3 separate regions of the Homo sapiens genome follow, and regions 2 and 3 are each linked to region 1. Evidence: chromatin contacts called from ENCODE Hi-C or POLR2A ChIA-PET data. All regions are on one chromosome and are shown on one strand. The core of a region is the stretch at or near the end of the contact, and the rest is flanking DNA. Distances in the headings are between cores, read along the strand shown.

Region 1 (4,361 bases), core at 1,385-3,884:
AAGAACTTCCTATTGGCTGTAAAGCCTCCTCAAATAACTTGCAATTTTTAGAACATGTCACTGGAAGGCAGGCTCACAGCTCAGAAAATACCTTTCAGTCACACATTGATCAGACTGGGGCGGTATTCAACTCATCACTGGTGAGCAGCAATTCATCACTGGTGGTTCAGGAGATCAAAGACTTTGGGTTAAGCCAGTTATGTCTGTGTACATTCACCCAGACCACAGTGCTATCACACACAAAAATCACAGAAAATTTTATATAGCAGCCATTGATGGTAACTATTGCAAAGCCATTTACCTCAAACTCCTCTTGGGCTTTAGAGAGAAGGTGCTGGCCCTGAAAGGAGGAAGACCAAGTCAGTAGTGCTTCTCATATCCCGCATTATGTTGTTCCCACCCATCATTCTCAGAAAATCAGATTTCAGAGTCTCAACAGCAAGTCATCAGCCGAACGAGATTCCATGTAAGTCATCACAAACACAGGCCTAAAAAGGCACTTTTTCCTACCCTATATACTGAGTGCATTGAATACCGTGAAATTACTCACCTTTGAGCCAAGCAGGTTATTGGTTAGTAGTACCTAGAGAAAAACAAAGCTGTGGGTGAAAGATTCCTCAGACATGGTTACCCCCCACTCCCTGCGTTCTCCAGTTTCTCAGGTGTTCATGTATTTTCACTGTCGGTCATAGTGAGCTAGTTTGATTCATCATAGAAACTGCCTACTTGGTGGCATAAGCTGTAAGGAACAAAAAATATCAACTAACCTCTCAGCTCTGAAGGCTTTTCAATGGTATATAGCAACAAGCTGCTCCTGAATCAAAAAATCATTCAATTAGCTAATTATCCCAAACAGCCAAAACTATTTTAGTTACGGTTGCTAATGGACAAACTAAGAAAAGGTAACCAAATGTCTCAGACAATTCCTTATGGAATAAGCTCTCATGCCCTCTTCATGTTAACCCTGGTGAGTTCACAATTACTGGTTCCCAGGCTAAAACAGGGGTAAGGCAGGATGTTTCCTCCTCATTGGAGCAGAATCCTGGAAAGCTACAACTGACAAGCATTCGTCTGACCCTGGGCAGATCAGTGGGCATCTATCTGAGAAAAAAGGGGCATATATCAGTGGGCATCTATCTAGAAACATCACTACAGAGAACAAGAGGAACCAGAAAACTTTATGGGTTAAGCAGGCTTTGGTAACAAATATCAAAATGGCTAAGTTATCTATTAGATAATAGGCCCATAGAATTCGAAAAACAACTTACTGTAAGATAGAGGCAGACTGTCATCAGGAATACCTGGAAAGGAAAGCAAATTAGTTATTTTAAGGTATTAGGATGGAATGAAGCTTATTCATAAACAACAACTGCCATCAGAACTCTAACATGCTATTAACTTTTGTACCTCACAGAACATCAGCTTATCAATTCAAATCATCTGACAGTAACGTGATCGATATATGGATGAGGGTAACAGCACACCCTTACAAGAACTGTAGTACCGGGTTGCGATCTCCCTCCCCAGAAAATCATTTCAAGAGGAACAAGATGGAAGGCGCCAAAAAACATTGTTCCGCCGGCCACTTGTTTTCTTGAACATTTACAAAGATGACATACACCAATTTGGATAATTACCTGTATTCACCCTGGGAGGCAGCTGAATTCCCCAGGATAGATTATGAGATGCTGTAGACAACAGAGGAAAGCATTTTATGTACCTAAAAATAGTCATTCAAAGACCCCTTAAGACCTCTCTCTCACTTCTCAGTAGTAAGATGACATCACTTGAAAGTTCAGCCATATGCTTGTCATTTTGTGTTCATCATGGAGTGGTTATCTACAAGGTCTCCTCTGTAAGAGCATAAACCATGTACACCTACCTGGAACATTACTGTAACGCTGGCTTTGCATAAAGATGGGTCTTGTCCCATTCCTTCACCAGTAAGCTCTTGTGGGCTGAACATCTGAAAAAATAACACCCTTCACTAACACCTCAGACAAATCAATAGGGCCCTGACATTTGTTGCGTACAGTACAGTGCTACTCAGAATTTTCTGTTTTCTCCACTAATCCATCAGAAAGAGAGAGTTCAGTTCGTAAAATCATCCCCGTAGCAACTTCCACACACTCAACGAAAGAGCAGAGATTAAGAAATGGCCGTAAGAACTTACTGCAACAACAGAGCTCTCTTCGGTTCCAACGTGCGCGTAAATCCTGCAGACAGGAGCCCAATAAGACATTAGGTCAACTCAGGGCATTTCGAAAACGCTATTTTCTGAACAGACGGCTAAGCAAGAGGCTTGCAGGGCCCATCTCCTCAGAGTTATTTATCCTCACGGAGCTCAGTACAGGTCTGTGAAAAGGTCCTCATCATAGGAAGGGGGACCTACACGGCCCGCCATCGCCATTTTGTCCTTCACAAAGCCCCACTGCTACTTTTAAGCCTCGAGGCCACGCACAAGACCTTATCCGCCAGTCGCCCTGGCCAGGCAGCTACAACACAGAAGGCATAGTGCGTGCTATGCTATGTTCGCACAATCGCTCAAAAGAAAATAAAAGAAAAAGACAAAGTACAAAAGAGTAACAGCTATAAAGACCACGAAGCCACTTACCACGAGCAGTAGAAAAATGAGAACGAATCTCCCCGGGGAGACGATTAAATACCATGCCGCAGAGGCCCACGGGATTTGGGGGCGGGGCTACGGCGAGCGCACGCGCATACGTTGACCGCATGCGACCCCGGGGAGTTGTGGGTAGAGAGTTCCAGGGAAGGAGGGCGTAGACAAAGCGCCACCTGAACTTGCGGCGCGAAAAAGGCGCGCATGCGTCCTACGGGAGCGTGCTGGCTCACCGACCGCATTGCGGCTTGGTTTTCTCACCCAGTGCATGTGGCAGGAGCGGTGAGATCACTGCCTCACGGCGATCCTGGACTGACGGTCACGACTGCCTACCCTCTAACCCTGTTCTGAGCTGCCCCTTGCCCACACACCCCAAACCTGTGTGCAGGATCCGCCTCCATGGAGCTACAGCCTCCTGAAGCCTCGATCGCCGTCGTGTCGATTCCGCGCCAGTTGCCTGGCTCACATTCGGAGGCTGGTGTCCAGGGTCTCAGCGCGGGGGACGACTCAGGTACTGGATCCCGGGCTAAGCTCGGGAGGAGGTCCCCTTTGGTGGGGCCATTTCGGGAAAGTATGTCAGGACGTAAGTGCTTCACTGAAGACAGGATCTGATTTTTTCCTAACTGGTTCCCTATGTCCTGCCTTCTGGTGCGTTTTCTTTAGATCTTGGACTACTACGGGCCAACATTAGCTAACATTTATGGAGCACCGTTTTAAGCACACTATATGAATCGATTAATCCACCAAAATCCCAAGAGCTAGGTAGGATGACAACCCCCATTTTATTGATGGGGAACCCTAAAGAGCTCCGGCGGTGCTGCCTGCTGCAACTCCTGCCTGATCAATATGGTTGCAGTCAGCTATAGACTGTTTTACTGAGACCGGACAACATTAGTTCAGTCGTTTGTGGTAAACATCTACGTGTACAAGCACACTTTATAAACATTTTTTTCTTTCTTTTTTTTTTTTTTTGAGACGGAGTTTCGCTCTTGTTGCCCAGGCTGGAATGCAATGGCCCGATCTCAGCTCACTGCATTCCACCTCCCGGGTTCAAGCAATTCTCCTGCCTCAGCCTCCTGAGTAGCTGGGATTACAGGCATGCGCCACTGTGACCGGCTAATTTTGTATTTTTAGTAGAGACAGGGTTTCTCCATGTTGGTCAGGCCGGTCTTGAACTCCTGACCTCGGGTGATCCGCCTGCCTCGGCCTCCCAAAGTGCTGGGATTACAGGCGTGAGCCACCGCGCCCGGCCAAACATTTTTTTCTTTCAAGACGGAGGCTTGCTCTGTCGCCCAGGCTGGAGTGCAGTGGCGGGATGTCTGTTCACTGCAACCTCCGCTTCCCAGGTTCAAGCGATTCTCCTTCCTCAGCCTCCTGAGTAGCTGGGATTACAGGCTCCCGCCATCATCATGCCACACTAATTTTTGTGTTTTTCGGAGAGACGGGGTTTCATCATGTTGGCCAGGCTGCTCTCGAACTACTGACCTCAGGTGACCTCCTGCCTCAGCCTCCCAAACTGCTGGGATTACAGGGGTGGGCCACCACACCCGGCCTGGCTCAGCATTTTGGGAGGCCAAGGCGGGAGGATCTCTTGAGCCCAAGAGTTCAAGACCAGTCTAAGCAACATAGTGAGAAACCCATACCGATCTCTACAAAAAAAATAGAAAAAATTAGCCAGGAGCGGTGGTGCATGCCTGTAGCCCCAGCTGCTTGGGAGGCTAAGGTGGGAGGATTGCTTGAG
Region 2 (4,361 bases), core at 480-2,979, 980 kb after region 1:
GCAACGTGTCTCCCTTTGGCCACCAGAGGGCAGATGATTCTCAAGGATCGAATTTGGGTTGGGGAGTGAGGTGTTCTCTGTCCTCCTCTTCTCTCTTTCCCTCACCTTCATGGGTGTGCCTTCACCTTCTTCCTCAACGGTTGGGTGCCTGAATAGAGCTGGTATGGGGCATGGGGAGCAGTGCTGAAGTCCCAGGATTTACTAAGAGTGTAGTGATACCTGTTGCCTTAGGAAGTACTTTCATACCCTGGTAATTACATCTGCTCAGATGCCTATTTCTCTGATTGATGGGATGAAGGCTGGCTCAAGATGCTGTAGCTGGGAGTTGGAGGTCAAGTAGCAGGGGTCCAATCAGCAGTTTTCCCAATAACTCCTGGAGCCTCTCTGCTCCTGTACCTTTGGGAACCTGTTGCCTGAGTCTGGTTTCTGACTCCTGCGGGGCCTCTGCCTCCTGCCCACCTTAAGCCACTGATGGGAGGGTGTGGTTCCAACGTGTTCCAGGTACTATGGGTGAGGACAGCTTGGCGCTGGGGAAATCAGCCCAGGATACTCCCTGTCCTTGGTAACGCAGTGTAAGGGGAAGTGAGGAATGGACTGCAGTTGCCATACAGACTTCCTGTTAGTCAAGGGCTCTCCAAAGCTGAGAAGGACCTCCGAGTTCATGAATCCAATGGCTTCACTTTACTGATGGGGAAAATGAGGCCCAGAGGAGGAAAGAAAAGAAACTTTAAATGCCTTATCTTGCAGAGGCATTTTAAAAGGTAACTGGAATTCAGAAATGTCATTTTGAATGTCAACGCAGGAGCAAAGGCAAAGGAAAGAGGAGCCTAAACTCAGTGATGTTATGTGATTTTTCCAAGATCACGCAGCATTGGCACTTGGCAGAGCTGGGGCTGAAATGCAGGGCCCTGGACGCTCCCGCATCCGGTGCAGAGGACGCTGCCCTGGGCCTGCCTGGGGCCTTGCCGAGCCCTGCGGACTAGATGCGGGAATGCACGGATGAATCCACAGAAGCCAAGATAGACGGTGGCAGACAGGCAATAGACTGATGCTGCATTTGACAGGTATATTGATAGGCTAGATGATAAAAAGAAGATGAATTTTATGAGCTGACCGACAGATGGACAGAAATGCAGACAGGAAGCTGCTATAGAACCAGAGGATGCCAATCACAGGGACGGCTAACAATCTTGTTTTGTATTTAGTCAAATCACAAGCACAGACAGGTGACCCACGCTTCCTGTTCAAGGTTTGAAAATGCCCGAAAACTGACGGAAAGACACGAAGCGAATCAGACTCCGAGAGCCACCCGGGGAAACGACCGGGTGCTCGGAGGGCCTCGGGTGTTGCCGGAAATGGCCGACGACCGCCCTCGGCAGGGCTGTGGGAGGGGGCGTGGCCGGCTCAGCACGCGGAGCAGCTTCGGGTATTTCCGGAAACTGCCGAAAGCCCCCTTGAAGTGGGCGGGGAAAGGCCGGTGGGCGTGGCTGGATGGCCGTGGACGGGGGCGGGGGGTAGGCACCCGGGGTCGCTTCGTGGATTTCCGTAAACAGAGCCGAAGCTTCGTCTTCGGAATCGAGGAGGAGAGCGCGTCCCCGGGGTTTACCTTCTTCGGCTGTTTCCGGAATTCACCCGTAGTCTGTGGCCGGGAGGAGAAGGCGCGCCCCACCTCCCGTTTCTAGCCGCTTCGGATGTTTCCGGCTGCTGCCGGCGAAAAGAGCCGAGGGCCGGCGGTGGTGGCGGCCATGTTGGGAGCAGCAGGTCCGGCGGCGGCTGCCTGTGTGCCGGGCGCGGAGCAGTGCCGCTGAGGGCAGGGGAGGAGCGAGGCAGGCGGCCGGCTGCGGCGGCAGAGAGTAGGCGGAGCGGCGCGGCCCGGCCGAAAGGCGGCACAGCCCAGCCGGGGGTCGGGGGGGTGCGGTCCGGAGCCGCTCGGAGCCGGCGCGGCCTAGCCCGAGCGGCGCATCCCCGGGCTGGCGTGAGCGGCTGCCCGGCCTCCCCGCACCCCCGGCCGGGGCCCATGCGGCGGGTGCTCCTGCTGTGAGAAGCCCCGCCCGGCCGGGCTCCGCGCCTTCCCTTCCCTCCCTTCCTCCAAGCTTCTCGGTTCCCTCCCCCGAGATACCGGCGCCATGTCCAGCGCTCGGACCCCCCTACCCACGCTGAACGAGAGGGACACGGAGCAGGTAAGGAGCCCCGAGGGCTCCCCGAATTCTCTGGCTGGGCCCTTTGCACCTTGCGGAGCCTCCTCCCTCTTCTGCTCTCCTCGTGCCCCTGCTGCCATCCTGCAAGCCTCGGCTGCCCTGTCATCCGGCTCCTGGCTCCGGCTCCGCACATCCCGCTTCCGAGTCCTGACCTGGGACCCACCTCGTCCTGACTCCAAGCTGCACACTTGTCTTTCTGCCAACCCCCGTCTCCCCTCACCGCCCTCCTGCGCTCTTCCGTGTCACCTCCCCAGCTTCCCTTTCTCTTCCCTTTTTCTCTCAGGGGCCTTTCTGGTCTTCCTCCACCCACGCTTAAAGCAGCCACCCTCCCGCTCCTCGAATAGCAGCACCCCGCGATTTGCCACAGATCGTTGTCCACCTCTCCCTTCGTCTCTCCTGCCTCGCTTCCCCTCCGCCCGCACCGGTTCTGCCAGTCTCTGGGTTATCACCCTCAGGGTCCTTGCCCTGGACTGCGCTCTCGATCCCTGGCCCCTTGCAGTTCCCCCAGCTTTTTCTACCCTGCTTCTTCGTTTTCCAAATTGTGCTCTCCCTCTTGCTTGCAACCCACCAGCTCCACCCTCATCACCTTTCCAAATCCTTCGCCTACTCTTTGCTCATCACTTTCCCTTCTTTGCTCCAGGAGCTCCCTGGATCCTGGCGCTGGCATTTGTCGCTTCCGTGTTTCCCCACAGCTGTCATGCGCATAGTTTTCCCACAGGTTGCGTTTGGGGTTCCAATCATCACTCCCTTCAGAGTCTTTGGATCCCTCTTGTTCTCTTCCCCTCGGGTTTGGCTTTTAGGTCCCTGGGCCTCTTGTTTCTCTCTGTGAGTGTTCTACCAGCCTTCTACTGGGCTCTTTCTCCCAACCCAAAGACACTTGGCCCCACCGTATTAACACAACCTGTTGCTCAGTCCTTTCCCAGACCTCGCTGCATCACAGTTTTTGCCTTTCTGTCTTCGTACGCTGGAACACAAACCATGATGACTTTCTGTGTCTTCACTCCCGTGCCTGGCACTTAGAGTATTTTCTTTCTTGCTTGTTGCCTTCCTGTTTCTCCACCCTCACCCCATCTTCCTTACTGTGCCTTTTAATCAGCGTTGCCTTTCATCTCCGCATTAGTCTCCTGCCTTCTTCATGTCCTGTGTATCCCCACACCGTGCTTGGATCCATTCTGTTCCTATTGGCTAAGTCTCTGTAATGCCCAGGAAGTCCAGGTGTTTTGCATGCTAGTTTCTTGAGCTACACCTCAGCCTCACGACTCTACACGGTCCCCCTCATCCTGGCAGTCACTGCTATGTTTTTCACCCAAGTCTTAGCCTTTCTGTGTCATCTCACTTTTGATCCCAGAGACGTCCACTTTCCACACCTCCCCTTTCTTTCACCATCTCTAGCGTCCTTTGCTGACTGCTCTGTGCAGAGTCCCCTGCCTGTCATACCTTTCTTGGTGGAGAACTTTACTAGGCCAAAAAAACTTGACTTGAAAAAGAAGTGCTTCTGCCCCGGGGCTGCTGTGCTTTTTGCCTTCTTTCCCCTCCTTCCATCCTTTATGTTTCCCTCTTACTCCCTTCTTTCTTTGTAGCCCGGTAGAGCAGTTGTTGTATTCTCTTGCATGTGAACATTCTTCTTTGAAAAATCTTACCTCCTTTCTTTTACTGTGTTTTTCTATTTTGTTACCCCCTGGCCCTCTGTCACCTGGGCAGTTAGGAACTAAAGAGAAGTTCTAGGCAGAGTTTTTCTCTGCAGGGTTGACCCTTTTATTACTTGTGGATTATTTGCTTCTGGGGGTGAAATAGGGGTTGAGAGGGAGGGATGGTTGATTTCCATTTCATCACTGGGTTTGGCAGCTGGTTCTGCATGGGACAGGGGTCTTTGGAGACAGAGGAGCATGTTCTGTGTCTCGCAGTCTTTCTCTCCCTTGCCTACCGGCTGTTTCTCTCTCCTTACTGGGAATTGCTTTCTCTGGGCCCTCTTGAGGTTGCTTATTCCACCCATTTTCCTCTCACAACCTTTGTTTTAGCAGGTAAACCCTGCTTAACCAGAGAACTTTCCCAGACTGTTGATCGTGAGCTGGTAGGAGGAGGCCAAGTGACTGACTGGCACCCTCAGGCATTTGGGGAGTGGCGATGGAGTGCCTACTCTCAGTGAGGCTGGTGGGGGGCATT
Region 3 (4,361 bases), core at 819-3,318, 680 kb after region 1:
ATCACTCAGGAAATTCCAAGGGTCTTAGGACCTCTGTGTCTGGAACTGGGGTCAAAGACCAAAAATATATTTTTTTATCATGCCACATAAGGCATAAATAAACTTTTATTATGCTACAAGGCATAAATTTATTTAAAAATAAAAATTTTTATTATGCCACAAGGCAAAAACCCAGACTCTGGGATTGTTGAATGCAGACTCTTGTGGGGGCCCCCTTAAAGAGTTTTGTGATCCTAAATATTTCAAAATGGAGTCACTTACGACAAGTGACTCAGCCCACAGTGAAACTGCTGAACCCTCAAAATGATAAACATAGGTATAAAGGACTGAGGTAATAAGATAACATCTGCTGTGGCCAGACACCCCCAAGACCTGATGAGAAACTGAAACCAAAAGGTGGCTGAGATAATGACCATGGACACTCCTGCAGAGGGCCATAAAAACAGCAAAGAAACTGACCACGGCAAGACACCTGTAGAAGCTCTGCCCGAGAAAGCTCTGAGGCTTCCTCATGATATCCACAGCGGTCCCTGGAAGCTCTGCCCAAACACAGCAACATCGTTCAACAGTGTTTTGAGTGAAACCCAGAGGCATGCTAACCTAAACAACAGAAATGGGGGTTTTTTGTTTTGTTTTGCTTTGAGACATGGTTTCACTCCAGTTGCCCAGGCTAGACTGCAGTGGAGCAATCTCAGCTGACTGCAGCCTGACTTCTGGGTTCAGGCGATCCTCCCATCTCCGCCTCCCAAGTAGCTGAGAGTACAGGCACATGCCACCATGCCCGGCTAATTTTTTTTTCTGTATTTTTAGCAGAGACGGGGTCTCGCCATGTTGGCCAGGCTGGTCTTGAACTCGTGGGCTCAAGTGATCCACCTGTCTAGGCCTCTGGTTGGGTGTGAAAATATGGCCCAGTTCTGGCCAATGGAGAAGGGAACAGGTCATCTGGGGAACTGTGGGAAAGACTTAACTCCCTGAAAAAAAGACAAATGAGAATTATCTTTCCCTCCATCTTTTGGGCATAGCCAGGTAAAAATGGGCCACTCAAGGCTGCTACAGCCATGGGAGTCCCTGCAGGGCAACAGTGCAGACCCAGGACCAGTGCAATGGAGACAGCCTGCTGAGTCCTTGGTGACCTTGGTGAGCCACTAAACCCAACCTGAGTCACCCTCTTCCTGCCTTTCTGTTACCGAGACAATGGGTGTCCAGGCTGTTGAAGCCCTTTTGAGTTTAGTTCTGCTTCTTGCACCCAAATGCATTTTAATGGGGCCATGAGCTCCCAGGCTCCACATGGTCTAAGGTACCCCTCACCTCCAGGGCATCCCCATGGAATGAAACACCCCCTCTGGCCTTCTCCCAAGACTTCTGGCCCAATATTTTCTGGGTGTCTTTACAAGACAATGTCCTATGGGGTGCACTGGGGATTGACATCTCCCTGCCTCCGAATGCCTCCCCTTCCTGGAGTAGGAAGAGCTGCCCAGGGTTCTTTTTAGAAGAGACCTTTATTTTGGCCAGGTGCGGTGGCTCACACCTGTAATCCCAGCATTTTGGGAGACCGACGGGGAGGCAGATCACAAGGTCAAGAGATCGAGACCATCCTGGCCAACATGGTGAAACCCCGTCTCTACTAAATATGGAAAAATGAGCCAGGCATGGCAGCAGGTGCCTGTAATCCCAGCTACCTGGGAGGCTGAGGCAGGAGAATCACTTGAACCCGGGAGGCAGAGGTTGCAATGAGCCGAGATCGCACCATTGCACTCCAGTCTGGGTGACAAGAGCGAAACTCTGTCTCAAAAAAACAAACAAACAAACAAACAAACAAACAAAAAAGAAAAAAAAAGAAAAGACCTTTATTTCTCAAGCAAGGGCAGAAATTCAGGGCTCCCCTTCGACTCTGGCTGCTCCCAAGGTGGCTTTAAAGCACCAATGAGTCCATGGCTTGTGTAAGAAATGATTAGTCCTTCCATCTAGAGAAATAGCTCCTTTTTAAACAGTTGTCTCTTTTAAACAGTGTTTAGTATTTAAGTGAGGTTGAAACAGTGTCAAAAGGAAAGTGAAAGTGAAATTCTCTCCTTCAGCATAAAAGCTGATCCACAAACAAGAGGAGCACCAGACCTCCTCTTGGCTTCGAGATGGCTTCGGTAAGTTTCCCAGGGCTTTGCATTACTGACTCTACAGCAGTTGGGCAGCTCCCCCTAGGAAAGGCCTCAGTCCAGGCTCCTGGCCTTGGGCACACAGCTCCAGAGCTCGTCTTTAGAAGGCTGTCATGGAAAACTGTATTTGTCTTTTAAAAGTGCATCTGCCCAGCTGGACAGGGAGTCCTCTGGGCAGAGTCCACCTCCTCTGCGTAACTGGCACAGTGCGGGGAGCCCGGGACTCCCATGTAGTAGAGAGCTGTGGGGTGCCGGGTGTCAAATCTACCTCAGCCTGAGGAGAAGCCAGAGTGTGGGCAGGTGGGGGACTCTGGGTTGTGGGAAGCAAGCAAATCCCAACATCGTCTGCTTCTGCTGTGACTGGGGCTCAGTCCCTTCTCGGCCCCAAACGATGCTTTCTCTCTCCTCGTTCCTCTGTGGCATCATCCAGCCTTCTAAGGTGCATTCTAATCTCAGCAGCTTTCTGAAAACTGAAATTTCTCCTCCTATCAGCCCAGATGTACCGATTGGCAGAAGCTCTAGGGAGAGCAGGCTGAGCTCGGTGGTGTGTGACTAAAAAGGAACAGCGGGGCTCAGGCTATTACTAGAAACAAAACCATTCCGGGAAGGAGTCCTGCAAATTCTGGAGGGCAGCCCACTCCAACAGCACCACCTGATCCTGGGGAAGGGCTTTACTGCTGCCAAAACAAATCAGGGCTTTTAACAGGGAGCCCAGGCCAAAGCTCATATCTCACTGGCCACCAGCTGAGGTTGCCAGTACCTTGACTGTGGTTTTAGACATTCAGCATTGCAGTTAAAAGCCCCTCTCTCTCCCCACATGGAAACCATCTCCTGTGGTGCCCTGACATACAGAGGAGGAGCTGGGAGGGAGTCCTGGCCCTGCTCCTTTCTCCTCCCTCTTCCTTGTCTATTTCCTTGCCCCATTCTACGCCAGGCCCTTCACTGGGTCCTGGAGGTGCAGGGAGGGAGGAGCACACAGGATCCTGCCTGCCTGGAGCTCACAGCCCAGAGGGGCACAGGGAGGCACAGGGAATTGCAGCTCAACTTGACCCCTGCAGAGAGCAGCAGAGGCCCCCGGGGACCCAGGTCCTAGGAGTGGGGTGGCGGGTCAGCTGAGCCAGGCTGGGGCCATCAGGGCAGCTTCTCAGGTGAGGGGGTTTGAGGGAGGGGAAGAGGAAGAGTGGCTGCAGGGAAGTGATGGAGGCAGGGAGAACCAGATGTGCAGAGCAGCAGAGACCAGAGCCAGGGCAGTAGTGAGGGGCTGGGATGTCACTCAGTGGGCCTGTGGGTGCAGAGCCCAGGGAGGGAGAGGAGGGTGAGGAAGGGCCAGTCAGGAAGGGCCTGGGAGCTGCCCACAGGGTGTGTCCTGGGCCCTGAGGTCAGAGGACGGTCATGGCCAGATGTGCCCTTGGGAAGGCCACCATGGGTTCTGAGGAGTTGGATATGGAGTGGCAGGGACAGGAGGCAGGGGCTGGTCAGGGGGTTGTGGGGGTCACAGAGGCAGGCATGGGGCTGCCTGAACCAAGTCAGTGGATGGGATATTGACAAGCACACCAACAAGGAGAAGCTTCCGGAGTCCACATTGATTGGTTTTAGTGACTGGATATTGGCATGAGGAAGAGGGCAAAGGAGAGCAGACCCCAGGTCTATGATGGGACATCCTGGGATGAGGGAGGAGGAGGCTGTCACCCACTGAGGACAGGGACAGAGAGGGTGAAAATGGAAAAATCCTCCAGTCATGAGGCTGCTATGCCCTGGGGCAGGACATGGAGAAGTGGGAAGGAGGTGAGGAAGGGGAAGAAGGTGGCCAAGACAGGAACCAGGGTGAGGGGTGTGCAGGGAAGAACCAGCTCGGCCTCCTTCCAGCTGAGTGTTCTCAGGAAAGCCCTGCCACCTCTCTGATCCTCAGTTTCCCCATCTGTGCAATGGGATGATCATGCCTTCCCCTGGGGCTGTGGAGATGGTGCAGTTATTGTAGGACAAGTTCCCACAGAGGCCTGTTCTGTGAGTGCAGAGCCCCCTCAGTGCTGGGAGCTGGGGGGCCCCACAAGACCCCACTCAGGTCCCAGCAGGATGCTGTGAGCTCCTGTCTCCCAGGGTGTCATCTCCAAGAGATAGGTGTCCTGAGGCTGGATGGGGCAAGGTCTGAGGAGGAGGTGGCTCTTGGGGCCATGGAGAGGCACAGGGCAGGAGTGATGAGGAACTGAGGGT

The links. Hi-C counts contacts between places; a loop is a spot of excess contacts on that map. ChIA-PET counts read pairs that join two places held with the same protein, here RNA polymerase II (POLR2A). Pooled maps may share reads with other maps.
Region 2: a pooled map shows a loop between it and region 1 (5-fold over the local background). The contact joins the promoter of MARK2 here to the promoter of SNHG1 in region 1. A Hi-C loop is called at or near these places in 7 of 50 pooled maps. POLR2A ChIA-PET finds 5 or more read pairs at or near these places in 5 of 52 experiments (CD4-positive, alpha-beta T cell, CD4-positive, alpha-beta memory T cell, PC-9 and 2 more).
Region 3: a loop to region 1 is called in a pooled map, with 6 times the contacts of the local background. The contact joins the promoter of PLAAT4 here to the promoter of SNHG1 in region 1. A Hi-C loop is called at or near these places in 4 of 50 pooled maps. POLR2A ChIA-PET finds 5 or more read pairs at or near these places in 6 of 52 experiments (H1, WTC11, activated CD8-positive, alpha-beta T cell and 3 more).

The regions. Positions count from the first base shown.
Region 1 is chr11:62,853,251-62,857,611 of GRCh38, forward strand. It overlaps SNHG1 (small nucleolar RNA host gene 1), which reads right to left and starts at 2,635. Exons shown (of 9, transcript NR_152585.1): 1 at 2,174-2,635; 2 at 1,883-1,966; 3 at 1,269-1,301; 4 at 768-814; 5 at 551-583; 6 at 302-340. It overlaps SNORD28 (small nucleolar RNA, C/D box 28), which reads right to left and starts at 1,445; the gene lies at 1,371-1,445. It overlaps SNORD27 (small nucleolar RNA, C/D box 27), which reads right to left and starts at 1,833; the gene lies at 1,762-1,833. It overlaps SNORD26 (small nucleolar RNA, C/D box 26), which reads right to left and starts at 2,116; the gene lies at 2,042-2,116. It also overlaps SNORD25, SNORD31, SNORD30, SNORD29, LOC124900306 and a transcript of SLC3A2 not described here. RefSeq lists enhancers at 767-1,741, 2,379-2,458, 2,569-2,748, 2,717-3,690, 3,691-4,361 and a silencer at 2,809-2,868.
Region 2 is chr11:63,837,381-63,841,741 of GRCh38, forward strand. It overlaps MARK2 (microtubule affinity regulating kinase 2), which reads left to right and starts at 1,730. Exons shown (of 19, transcript NM_001039469.3): 1 at 1,730-2,180. The coding sequence starts at 2,127. RefSeq lists enhancers at 416-1,404, 1,665-1,814 and a silencer at 1,825-2,064.
Region 3 is chr11:63,534,740-63,539,100 of GRCh38, forward strand. It overlaps PLAAT4 (phospholipase A and acyltransferase 4), which reads left to right and starts at 2,069. Exons shown (of 4, transcript NM_004585.5): 1 at 2,069-2,138. The coding sequence starts at 2,130. RefSeq lists enhancers at 221-310, 1,968-2,017.